Regions from separate parts of the Homo sapiens genome. Here region 1 is linked to region 2. A link is a contact called in ENCODE Hi-C or POLR2A ChIA-PET data. All regions are on one chromosome and are shown on one strand. Each heading gives the region's core, a stretch centred on a gene start or an enhancer-like site at or near the end of the contact. The rest is flanking DNA. Distances are from core to core; before and after follow the strand shown. Region 1 overlaps ZCCHC7 (zinc finger CCHC-type containing 7). Region 2 overlaps PAX5 (paired box 5).

Region 1 (6,465 bases), core at 2,648-5,147, 300 kb after region 2:
TCCTATAAGAAGAGGCATAAGGAATATATGCCAGCTGCTAGTATGTACAGACTAAGCCTTTTTGGCAAACAATATACATACAGTGTTTTGGACATTTTGTTTGATTTTTACAGTTGTGCTCAGGATTCTACCTTTATTGGGATCTCAAATTAGAAAAGATTTTTTTATGGGATTATATTGAAAAACAAATACTAATCTTCTACCTTTTGAGACTGAAGAGATTTTATGTTTTTTTCGCCACATAGAAAGTTCGTCGCTGCTTCCTGTGCTCCAGGAGAGGACATCTCCTGTATTCCTGTCCAGCCCCCCTTTGCGAATACTGTCCTGTGCCTAAGATGTTGGACCACTCATGTCTTTTCAGACATTCCTGGGATAAACAGTGTGACCGATGTCATATGCTAGGCCACTATACAGATGTGAGTATCCTGCATATAACTAATTTGTCAGGCTTTGGAGGGAGTGTGCAAGTTTGTAATTAATGTGCAAGTTTATAACTATCAGTCAGCATACCTAAAGGAATGTTTACTCCGTGAGATATATATATATATATATAGTCATGTCCATTTTGTCACTGAACATGTATATAAAGCAGTGCTCTAAATAATATAGGGGTAAGGAGCCTACTGAATCAGAAGACAGCATCAAGAGATAGCATTAATAAATATTTTAAGCCCATTCTAGCCCTTTTTCTTTATAAGCTTGTTAAATAAAGGCTGAATTTAAAGAGGTAATAAATAACATGTAAAATTTGTGTATTCATATTTATTTATTTATTTATTTATTTTTTGAGACATAGTCTCACTCTGTCACCCAGGCTGGAGTGCGGTGGTGCAATCTCGGCTCATTGCAACTTCTGCCTCCCGGGTTCCAGCGATTCTCCTGCCTCAGCCTCCCGAGTAGCTGGGGCTACAGGAGCATGCCAACACTCCTGGCTAATTTTTGTATTTTTAGTAGAGACGGGGGTTTCACCATGTTGGCCATGCTGGTCTCGAACTCCTGACCTTAGGTGATCTGCCCGCCTCAGCCTCCTAAAGTGCTGGGATTGCAGGCGTGAGCCACTGCACCTGGCCTATTTGTGCATATTTAAATGAAAATATATGCACAATTAGCAGTTATATACAGATGTTTAATGGAAGCCTATTTTGATGCTTCTTTTTTTATTTTTATTTTATTTATTTATTTTTTGAGATGGAGTCTCGCTCTGTTGCCCAGGCTGGAGTGCAGTGGCGTGATCTCAGCTAACTGCAACCTCCAACTCCTGGGTTCAAGCGATTCTCCTGCCTCAGCCTCCCGAGTAGCTGGGATTACAGGCACGTGCCACCACACCTGGCTAATTTTTTATTTTTAGTAGATACGGGGTTTCACCACGTTGGCCAGGATGGTCTCGATCTCCTGACCTCATGATCCGCCCGCCTCGGCCTCCCAAAGTGCTGGGATTACAGGCATGAGCCACTGTACCCGACCTTTTTTTTTTTTTTTTTTTTTTTTTTTTTTTTTTTTTTTTTTGGAGACAGGGTCTCGCTCTGTCACGGTGGCTAGAGTGCAGTGGCATGATCTTGGCTCACTGCAACCTCTGCCTCCCAGGTTCAAGTGATTCTCCTGCCTCAGCCTCCCAAGTAGCTGGGATTACAGGCGCCCACCACCATGCCTGGCTAATTTTTGTATATTTAGTAGACAGCAGGGTTTCACCATGGTCAAGCTGGTCTCGAACTCCTGACCTCAGGTGATCCACCCATTTCAGCCTCCCAAAGTGCTAGGATTACAGGTGTGAGCCACCACACCTGGCCTGATTCTTCTTATCAATGATTTTGCTGGTCTAATAGTCTAAGGAAAGAAGGACAAGGCAGCCATTACTTTAAATTGCAGCATATTAAAAATGCTGTTTTGGACACTATTTGCATTGTATTGTTGTAAATGTATATGGAGTTTAGTCATAATTTCAAAGACCAGAGGGCTGTTGAAATAAGCAAATACAGCTTTGATGTGGAATATGTAGTTTTCTACATTCAGTTTACCCTAATTCCTAATGAGTGTCTCATTAAGAGTCTTTCATTTTAGGTCTTAATTGCGTTTCTTACTACATAGTAACATATGTTTATTTTATATTAACAGCTAATCAGTACAAAGTCATTTTTCATCCTCATACCTAAGTGGCAATTCTAATTGATTTAAGGGGTATTTATGAAAGGGGTGTCTCTCATTCTCTTTTTTAAAGCATTACTTACCTATTTTTTAAAATAATAAAAGTACTTTAATATGTACTTCCCCAAAGTCATGATACGAAAGCAGAAATATTTTTCTAATTTTATTTATATTGAAATACACCTATAGTCTTTTTTCTTACAGCCCTTTTTAATGCATGTCTGAAATACACCTATAATCTTTTGCTCAATAAATTAGTATGGCTTTCTGTTGAAATGAATTTCAGATTAAAACAGATTAGAGTATGAGTGTTTGGTATATATATGTATTTCTCATGTAAATAACATGACAATTATTTATTGTAATTCCACCAGCAAATTTATACTTAAATTGTTACCCATTTTTTAAACAAACAGTGGTGCATTTAATAATGTTTTGGTAAGTCATATTTTATAAATGGAATTGTGAAATTAAAAGACGTACACTTATGTCTGGATAAGTATTGTCAAATTGCTCTTCTAAAAGATTGTACCAATGTATCTACCTACCAGCAGTGTTAAGAGAAATGAGCACTGCACTCATCAACATTAAGTATTATCAGTCTTTAAAATTTTTGGCTGGTCAGACCAAAAAATGATATTTTATTGTTTTAATTTGTATTTCTTTGGTTATTAATAAAGTGGTATATGGTTAATTAATTTGAATACTCTATTCTCAAGGCTATATAGATAGAAGTTGTCATTTCATTCCAAAGTACTTTAGTCTTATTTTTTAGTGTTTACCAAGTCTTAAAAATGATAAATCCTGAATTGTCCTAGCATTATGTTGTTGTCTGCATTAAGTTGTCAATTATAATTTTCTTAGCAAGATTTTCTAGTTTGGCAGTTATCTTTAATAGCATCTGTTTTTTTTTTACTGTTTTCTTCCAAAGAGCTCTGACAAATATGGTCTTATTTGCCTGTGATAAAGAAGGGGAGTAAGACATTATCATAGGCAATTTTTTAAAAACAAGAAACTGTACTACAGAACAGTTAAAAATTACTTGTAAAAGGTTATATAATCATCTGTGTTAATTCTATAGGCCATTCCTCTTAACTTCTTGATTTTGGCCTCTAATATATGTTAAATTATTATCTAAAATGAGAATTAATAATCCCAATGAATGTAGGTTTTTTTAAATAAGATTAAAATCATGGTATGCTCCTGTAATATCAGCTGCTCAGGAGGCTAATGCAGGAGGATCTCTTAATCCCAGGAGTTTAAAACCTGGTGGCTCACACTTGTAATCCTAGCACTTTGGGAGGCCGAGGCAGGTGGATCACGAGGTCAAGAGATCGAGACCATCCTGGCCAGCATGGTGTGAAACCCAGTCTTTACTAAAAATACAAAAATTAGCTGGGCGTGGTGGTACACACCTGTAGTCCCAGCTACTCAGGAGGCTGAAGCAGGAGAATCGCTTGAACCTGGGAGGCAGAGGTTGCAGTGAGCCAAGATCATGCCACTGCACTCCAGCCTGGCAACAGAGTGAAAGTCTGTATCCAAAAAAAAAAAAAAAAACAGCCTGGGCAACATAGTGAGAGCCTATCTCAAAAAATAAAATAAAATAGGGTTGGGCTGTGACCAGCTTCAGAGAAGGCAGTACTCTTTTCCCCAAATCTACCAGTATCTACTATATTTGTTGTAATTACATGGCGAAGGTTCTGGAAGCTGGTCTTTGTAGCCTACACACCTGGTGTAGGATTCCCTCGCAGCCCAGTCAAGCCTGGGCTCTACTGACTCCTTGTGGCAAGGCTCATAGTCCTTCCACCACCCCAGAAACTTCATGAGAATTCACATGGAAGCCGAGTCATTCTGGCCCCATGTTGTTGGAACTGTACATGCTTTAGGTCTGTCTTGAAACCTGGGCCTCCACAGAAAATTTGTTTCCTCTGCAGCCCTATCAAATGCTTGCTGCTCATCTTCCGTGACCCTGAATCTTAAGAGATGATATCAGCCTCTTTCTCACATGCCATGGCTGCTTTTAAGTCATTACTCAACCCTTTTTATGTAAATACCTTTGGCTTATTTAAGGCTTATACCCTCTAGCAATACTATCCTCTACCATTCTTTGTCATTTTCATCTTCCCACCTACTGGACTTTCTGCTCATTCACAGAGGATTTCTAACCTTTTATAAATTGACGATATTGAGAAACTTCCAAGGCTGGGCGTGGTGGCTCATGCCTGTTACCCAGCACTTTGGGAGGCCGAGGTAGGCAGATCACTTGAGGCCACAAGTTTGAGGCCAGCCTGGCCAACACAGCAAAACCCCATCCCTACTAAAAGTACAAAAGTTAGCTGAGTGTGGTGGTGCACACCTGTAATTCCAACTACTGGGAAGGCTGAGGCATGAGAATTGCTAGAACCCAGGACGCAGAGGTTTCAGTGAGCCGAGATTGCACCACTGAACTCCAGCCTGGGCAACAGAGTGAGACTGTTTCCAAAAAAAAAAAAAAAAATGAAAGAAACTTGCCCTTTTACTTTATATATTCCCATAGTCACACACCTAGACCTCTGTTTGGCCAGATTACCAGATATATGTATGCAAAGAGAATTTGTAGTGAAAACTGTCGAGTCATATTCAAATCCTTTCTGTAATGAAAAGCTTTTTCCTAAAATCTGTTGGAAATTGCTCATTGGTTAACTACTTCTGTAAAAGTATTTGGTTGAAATTCCAGAGTTTTATGAGGTGAAGGATAAAAAGATGGCTCAAGGCCTACTAAAGTCAACCTGCATCATTAGTCCCTTTCAGAAGACAAGAACCTGGATTATGGAAAGAATCCTGTTTCTGAATCTGCTATAGTTTCTCTCCTCACTTGCCAACAATTTTTAAATATACAGAGAATTTTTAAATGTCTGTATACCTTTAGCTTGCACACAGAAACCTATTCTGTGAGCTATCTCTGACATTTCCAAGATAACAACAGCCATACATAATTGTGTGTTTACTGTGCTGGAGGAGTGCTTCATTCACCACTATGCCCTTAGCATATAGTAGGTGTTCAGTAGATTTAATCCTCATAAGCAGGATATGAAGTGTAGGTACTATTTATTACTCCTATTTTACAAACTGAAAACTGAGACATTACAAGGTTAATAAGTCTAAGGTCTAAAAGCTAAAATGATGCTATACTTTATGACTATGTGGAGAAAGCTTACATATTGGCAATCAAGGAATCATCAGTTTATCTCCTACTCGGAGGATCTCTCAACTTTCTTTCTTAAATATGCAGATATTATAGCTCTAATAAGCAACTTTAATATAACACTCATGACATTGGGGCAACATAGTGAGACTCCCACTCTTTACCAAAAAAAAAATTTAAAAATTAGCCAGGCAGGGTGGCACGCACCTGTAGTCCCAGCTACTCGGGAGGCTGAGATGGGAGGATTGCTTGAGCCCAGGAGATCAAGGCTGCAGTGAGCTGTGATCACATCACTGCACTCCAGCCTGGGTGACAGTGTAAGACTCTCTCTTTTTAAAAAAAAAAAAAAAAAAAAATCAATATATTATAAAACACATAAAGAAAAATATTTTCCAAACAAAAATAAATTTTACCTTAGGTTGTCAGCACTTTAAAAAACCCCTGGGGATCAAGAAAGCAGTATAGAATGTTGATTTTCAGATACAGAGCCAATTCTGTGATACCATAGAGCTTTACTGCTCACAAGAGACCATTGCAGCTTCAGCAATCTTTATTAATTGTTCAGATTGCCATCCTTTTTTATTAAAGCATAATGACTGAGTTAGTCAGTGTCAGATATAATCAAAACCCAAACCTCCTAAATTTCCTACCTTTATTCAGCAATTTTTTTCTCAAATTCCCTGCTCAGTGTGTTATCCCAGTCCATGCTAAATAACTGTTAAAGTCTGATTTTTTAATACAGTGGGAGAAAATAATTCATAGAACATATTTCACTTGATTCCTTTATTTATTTATTTTTATTTTTATCTTTGAAACAGAGTCTCACTCTGCCGCCCAGGGTGCAGAGGTGTGATCTCGGCTCACTGCAACCTCTGCCTCCCAGATTCGAGCAATTCTGCCTCAGCCTCCCAAGTAGCTGGGATTACAGGCATGAGCCACAACACCTGGCCAATTTTTGTATTTTTAGTAGAGGTGTGGTTTCACTATGTTGGCCAGGCTGATGTCGAACTCCTGACCTCAGGTGATCTGCCCGCCTTGGCCTCCCAAAGCGCTGGGGTTAACAGGCGTGAGCTACTGCGCCCGGCCTTTTTACTTTTTTGATGCTAGAAAAATGCTCCCATATCAGCCATATACTACAA
Region 2 (6,003 bases), core at 640-3,139:
CCATGTATACAGTTTTGCAGCCTGCTCTTTTCATGCAACATTCTGTGAGAAGCTTTTTCACATTCCAGACCATTAATATCTGAAAGTTTATTCTGAGGCTGCACTGGGTCTCCAGCTTATACAAATGAAGAATGACAGAAGTAGCAGGTGGGTGCCTCCCCTTAAACTCAATGGGCAGTAGCCTCTCTGCCCTTTCTGATCTTACAGCTTGGTGCTCGGCACCAAGGGCAGTCCGTGTCCTCAGCTGATAGCCTGAAATGGTCTTTTCTGTTCACCCTATAGTCTCACCACACACACACAGGCCATCTGGAGCCTGGCTACTTGAGCTCAGCAAGGAGCCTCTTGCCCTTTTCTAATCAGTCAGCTTAAGTGTTCCCTCAAATACATTCAGATTGTTTGTTTGTTTTCCCTAATATTCAAACCACTTATTTTAACTAAGCAAACTCGAAGCATATTGGACAACCAGAAAACTCATGGCATTTGGGAGAAGAGTGGGTCATAATAAAATGTCCAGTTCTGGGAGTGAGGTTCTCTTTTTGGTCACCTGGAAGTAAGCTGGCATCTGACCTAATGTTTATATTTTTGTGTATGTCACTTTCTCTGTGTGTATGTGTCTACAGAGATATTGCTGGATATGTCAATATATGGATATACCAGACATAAATATAGTTACAAATAAATATATGGCAAAAAAGTCACTGTAGTTCAGCTTAAAATCCTTACTTTTCAAATCATTGTCTGACTATTAAATTTGTATGTAAAAAAGCAAAGAAAATTATGTTTTCCTCATTTTCTTTTAAAATAGTTATAAATATCACTGGGAAAGCATTATCAATTGTTATAAATCATTAAGAGGCTGCAGTAGCACAGTGTACAGGCTCTGGAACTAGACCACTAGAGTTTGAATCCCATCCCTCTTACAATTTACCAGCTACATGACCTTGGGTAAATTACTTAACCTCTCTATGCCTCAGTCTCTTCATCTGCAAATGGGACTAAGAATCATTTCTATCTCATAGGATTACTATTAGGATTAAATTAATGAATTACTTAAAACAGTGGTAGCTACATACTAGGTGCTCCTTAAATGTAAGATGTTATTTTCAGTGGTGTCTTTGTAAAGATTAATGACTAGCTTCCGTCTTAAAATATTCATATTTTTCACATTTGCTTTAAAAAGCACAAGGCGAGGGCGGTGGGGGAGTAAAGATGCTCAATGGGTGCAAAAAAATAGAAAGAATGAATAAGACCTAGTATTTGATAGCACAATGAGGATACTATAGTTAGTAATAATTTAACTGTACATTTAAAAATAACTAAAAGAGTGTAATTGGGTTGTTTGTAACACAAAGAATAAATGTTTGAGGGGATGCATACCCCATTTTTCATGGTGGGTTATTACTCATTGCATACCTGTACCAAAATATCTCATGTACTCATAAATATATATATATATGCCTACTATGCACCCATAAAAATTAAAAATAATAATAATAATAAAGCACAAGTGGCCCCCTTGGAAGCTGGGGAGGGGAAGGTAGCCACTCTCACACTGTTTTAAGAATGCATCAGGGTTGTCCTTTATAAAGGGGGATCTCAGAGTTATAGGCAAGCCTCTGAAGCTGCCCCCAGGGGTGAGAGATTTTGCTCATCTGCCTTTAGCAGTCACCAAGTAAAAACAAAGAGCATCAGCTTACACTGAGAAGAAACTGTAGTGGGAAGAACAAGACTGTAATTGAATCATAACAACTCTAAACAAATTTTAAATTTTAAATATGACAGGCTGTCAAGACTCATCCAATAAGAACACACTCAGGACCTTTTCTAAGCCAGGGACAGTTGGGCTGAGTTGGCAGTCACACCAAATTGCCCGTCCCTTACCTGCTGAGCGTGAGCAGGACCCTGGCTGCCGTACTGCAGAGCACACTAGACGTTCCAACAGAGAAAGGAGCTCAGCATCAAACTCTTCCTATGAATAAGGAAACTAAAACCCAAGATGCTCAAATGACTTGCCCAGAATTGCACAGCGAGTCAGCCCAGACTCCCAGCCCCCATGCCCCAGCACTTTACTTTAAGCCACATTCAAAGGAAGCGCGGTCCCTCTGCTAAATACTTCCTATGTGAGGCATAAAAGCTATTTGGATTTCAAACCCACTTAGAATTTGAGGTTTAAAACTCTGAGGGACTTTGTGGCATTTAAGGATCCCATGGAAACATCACTCTTCCTTCTTTGAAAGGCTAGGCTTCTCACCATCATCCCACGCCCCCCGCCCCACCACCAGTCCTCACAAAATTACAGTGAAAGAGAAAATCATGGTGCCTTGAAAAAGGAAACAGGAAGATAAGGCTGAAGAAACACCCACATCTATGGCACTGATCAAACTGCCATCAGTGCAGTAAGAAGCTTGGGCCATCAGCTATGCCGAGAATTCAAAACCCAGGGGTCCAACTGTGCCAAGCTGCAAGGGGCCCCACAGGTGGCACCCAGGCCTGTGACTGTTGTGGAGAAGAAAGAGGACACAGATAGAGGTCGATGTGAGTGGATCACTTGAGTCCAGGAGTTCGAGACCACCCTGGGCAACACGATGAAACCCTATCTCTACAAAAAATGCAAAAAATTAGCCAGGCATGGTGGTGGCACCTGTAGTCCTAGCTACTTGGGAAGCTGAGGTGGGAAGATCACCCGAGCCTGGGAGATCAAGGTTGCAGTGAACCATGATTGTGCCTCTGCACTCCAGCCTGGGTGACAGAGTGAGACCCTGTCTCAAAAAAACAAAAAAAAAAAAAAAAAAAGAAAGAGGAAATGGATAAACAATCTCAGAAGGCCTGCTACCAAAATTAGAATTAAGAGCAGAACTAACAAAACATCTTCCCCAGGGCCACCTCCAGCCCGGGACAAGTTTTGTTAGCCTGCACAGTATATTTGTTTTTATTTGACTTAGTTGCTAATATTTTTAAGTTGGGAGATTTTTCATAAATATCTGAATTCTAGCTTCTCTTGAAAAATCAGAACACCCAACAATACTGGCCTCACGTTCTCACATGACCCAACCAGTTGGTACTAAATAGAGCTGCCCCTCTAAGCTGGGAGTGCCACTTGTACTCCCCACCCCTTGGCCACGGTGCTGGAATAGAAGAAGGAAGACCCCATTCAACCCACCGTTTGGGTCAGCTTTGGGATGGCCACCTCCAATGGACACTCAGACTGGATCCAGCGATCCCTGCAGGTTGTGCAGCCTCCCAGCACGTTTGTCCATAAGAAGTCAAATGAACAAGGTGATCTGTGTCCCAGGAAATCCCCCACAAGCCTAACAGAACTAGTTCAGTGATGCTTAACCCCTTGTCAGTCATGGTTTCCTAGGCTGGTCCCCTGGAAGGTAACAGGAAGTCACATACTCCTAGGGGTGAACCGTGGAGATGCCCCTGTGGCTATAAGAATAGCCACAAATCCAGCCATCACTCCCTCCCCAGCTGTTTGAAATCAGAAAGGGTGAAAAGTTGCCTCCAAGGGAGGCAAGGGCTGGGAGAGATGTGGACCCTCTTACACAGTGTCATTTGCAAGGCAGGCATTTAGAAGCTGCATTCATCTGAATGCAGTGGGAGCTTTGCCTTCATCTGAAAAATAAAACTGTATGCTGGGATGGCTCTGGCTTTGGGGGTTTAGGGGTGAGGAAGGCAGCCGCATGAGATTGTCCTACACTTAGTGAGCTGTCACTGAAGAGAGCAGGAAGGAGCCAGAGAATACTCCCAAAAAGGAGCCCCCAGTGAAGAGCACTGGAGAAGGCTAAGGATGAGAGAGGGCAGGCAGCCAGGCAGCAGAACGGGCAGCCCGCGAGGATCTGAAATGCAGAAGAAAATACTTGTCCTCCCTCTTGTCTCTCATCTCACAGATCCTCAGTTCTGTCACTCGCAGAGTCCTACAGGGCAGTGGTGGAAAGAAACTAGCCCTCCTTTTACCGTTGGGAAACCTGGGTTCTACCCCCATGTCTATCTCCAAGTCACTGTTCCTCTGCACTCTCCATCTTGGCCTCTGTTGCTACAACTGCCACAGGATAGAGTCAAGCCTTAAGGACTATAGGAGACCACAGACATGAAAGCACCTTAGAGGCATGGCCTGCCTGGCCATGGCTTTGGACTGGACACTCAGGACGCCCCTGAGGCTAGCCATGGCCCTACAGACAGCAGTTAGAAATTCCCCACAGCACAGGTCCAGGCAGAAAACATCAGCGGGCCCGTGATCTCTCTTGACCACACATCCCATGCCCCTTCACAGTCTTTGCCACATCTGTAACCACTGCTCTATTTGCCTCATACATTTCTTTCACATCACTTCAATTTTGACTTAAATAAATTTATTTTATAAGGCAATTGTAGTTCCCTACTGTAAGTGGGTAGGTGGGAGTGTTGAGGGGGAGTTCACAAACTCACTGGTTTGGTGTGTTACTTACGTTTTTCTAACATACATTAAAATAAATGTATTAGAAAACAATGTGCACCCTTGCATCTTTGCATTATAGAGGATGTAAACCGATGCTCTGTAAATAAGTTATGCTCATCCTGCAAGGCATTTTTAATTGAAATTAGTTGCCTCTGTTAAAAAAATATATAGATTAAGCTAGGTGTGATGGCTCACACCTGTAATTCCAGCACTTTGGGAGGCTGAGGTAGGAGGATTGCTTGAGCCCAGGAGTTCGATACCAGCCTGGGCAACATAGGGAGACCCCCATCTCTACATAAAAAAAAAATTAATTTAAATATAGAGATTTCACATACAGAAATATCCATGCATACATCTACACAAGCCCCAGCTTCTGCCTTCTCTTGAAGAATGCAAAAAATCTGGCAAACACCAGACCCATGGTCCTGGCAGCATTCGGCTGGAGCTAAGAAGCACTGCCCCTTTAATCGGACTTGTGCTGCCTAGCTTGCCAGGGACCCAACCTCTCCCCATCGTCTTTTGCCTGGCCTGCTTCCCTCATTACCTTATCTGCCTGGCCCCATGTAAGGCATTAGATTTTGTGACCCCCATGGACTACCTAAGGTTATCTTGCGAACCCCCAATTATATGTGTACTCTACGTTGGGAAACCTGTGGGTCCCCAAAGCCTGACCAGGGGTTTGGCTGATGTTCCTCTGCAGAGCAGGCCAGCTGCCTGTCATGTTGTTTTGTGTCGTGGAAATCCCGCAAAGAGCCAGAAGTAAGGGGCTCATAAAACACAATGGAGCCTCTTATAATCCATAAAAAGAACAGGAGTTATCCCCTCCTCCCCAAAACCTACCATCATCATTGCTATCCCCTCAGCAATTTTGTCCAGGTGCATCAGGCTTCTAAGTGCATGTCAGAACCCCACCCTGGACAAAGAGCCCCTCTGGAACAGACCAAGAAACTGTGTGCCTGATTCTCCTCTATCTCCCCTGTACCATGCATGATGTCAGGGCCTCTGTCAAGGTTTGCCAAGAGAAGAAAAACAGGCTAACAATTTACAAAATAGCAGGACTCAAAATGTGAACACATGCACTCCCACAGCGATCTGTGCATTTGAATCATCACAGAAGGATCCACTATCAGGACAAGAGGCTCTCATTCTAGTCTGACCGACCACCTCATTCTGCCAGGAGTGAGGGTCTCCTACGCCCACACAAGCTCTGCACTGATGATGGTAGGGTGTGATTTGGAGAAATGGAAACTGTCCAAGTTTTCAGGCTGCTCCCTTCTCTTTTCTCTGCAGAGTTTAGAGAACCATCATTTCTGTTCATCTCTGAACTTCATCCCTGACTCTTTGGGTTTAAATGGAGTTGAAATTTCATCATCTACAACAGAAAACTTTCTTCCATACATTTATTTTTAAAGCTCTGAGAGCGCCCTTCCATGTGTCTTGGATCAGACTGGAAAGGAAAGGGAGCTGTGTGGCTGCCAGGAAGATCCTGTGCATGACTCCCAGGGTGTTTCTCTGGTTCTTTCTCTCCCTGTGTGAGATTCCATGTATGAGTTGGGGAGAGGGCA

What was found. A loop is a pair of places that touch in the nucleus more often than their neighbours do. ChIA-PET counts read pairs that join two places held with the same protein, here RNA polymerase II (POLR2A). Pooled maps may share reads with other maps.
Region 1: a loop to region 2 is called in a map of GM11168, with 2.3 times the contacts of the local background. The contact joins two enhancer-like sites. A Hi-C loop is called at or near these places in 24 of 168 maps with a recorded cell type or tissue (A673, B cell, CD4-positive, alpha-beta T cell and 18 more), 35 of 37 single-sample maps with no recorded cell type and 23 of 50 pooled maps. POLR2A ChIA-PET finds 5 or more read pairs at or near these places in 9 of 52 experiments (B cell, H1, HEK293 and 6 more).

The regions. Positions count from the first base shown.
Region 1 is chr9:37,305,299-37,311,763 of GRCh38, forward strand. It overlaps ZCCHC7 (zinc finger CCHC-type containing 7), which reads left to right. Exons shown (of 9, transcript NM_032226.3): 5 at 246-416. Among named protein-coding and RNA genes, the nearest start is that of LINC01627, 86 kb to the right of the region's middle. Within about 2 kb of position 3,898, at least 2 of the 41 ENCODE cell types and tissues checked have a DNase peak (open chromatin) inside an H3K27ac peak, as active enhancers do; they include B cell and OCI-LY7, where a contact is called at or near this core.
Region 2 is chr9:37,008,355-37,014,357 of GRCh38, forward strand. All of the region lies in intron 3 of PAX5 (paired box 5), which reads right to left. It overlaps LOC105376032 (a long non-coding RNA gene), which reads left to right. Exons shown (of 4, transcript NR_188579.1): 4 at 1-698. Among named protein-coding and RNA genes, the nearest start is that of PAX5, 23 kb to the right of the region's middle. RefSeq lists an enhancer at 3,222-3,291. Within about 2 kb of position 1,890, at least 2 of the 41 ENCODE cell types and tissues checked have a DNase peak (open chromatin) inside an H3K27ac peak, as active enhancers do; they include B cell and OCI-LY7, where a contact is called at or near this core.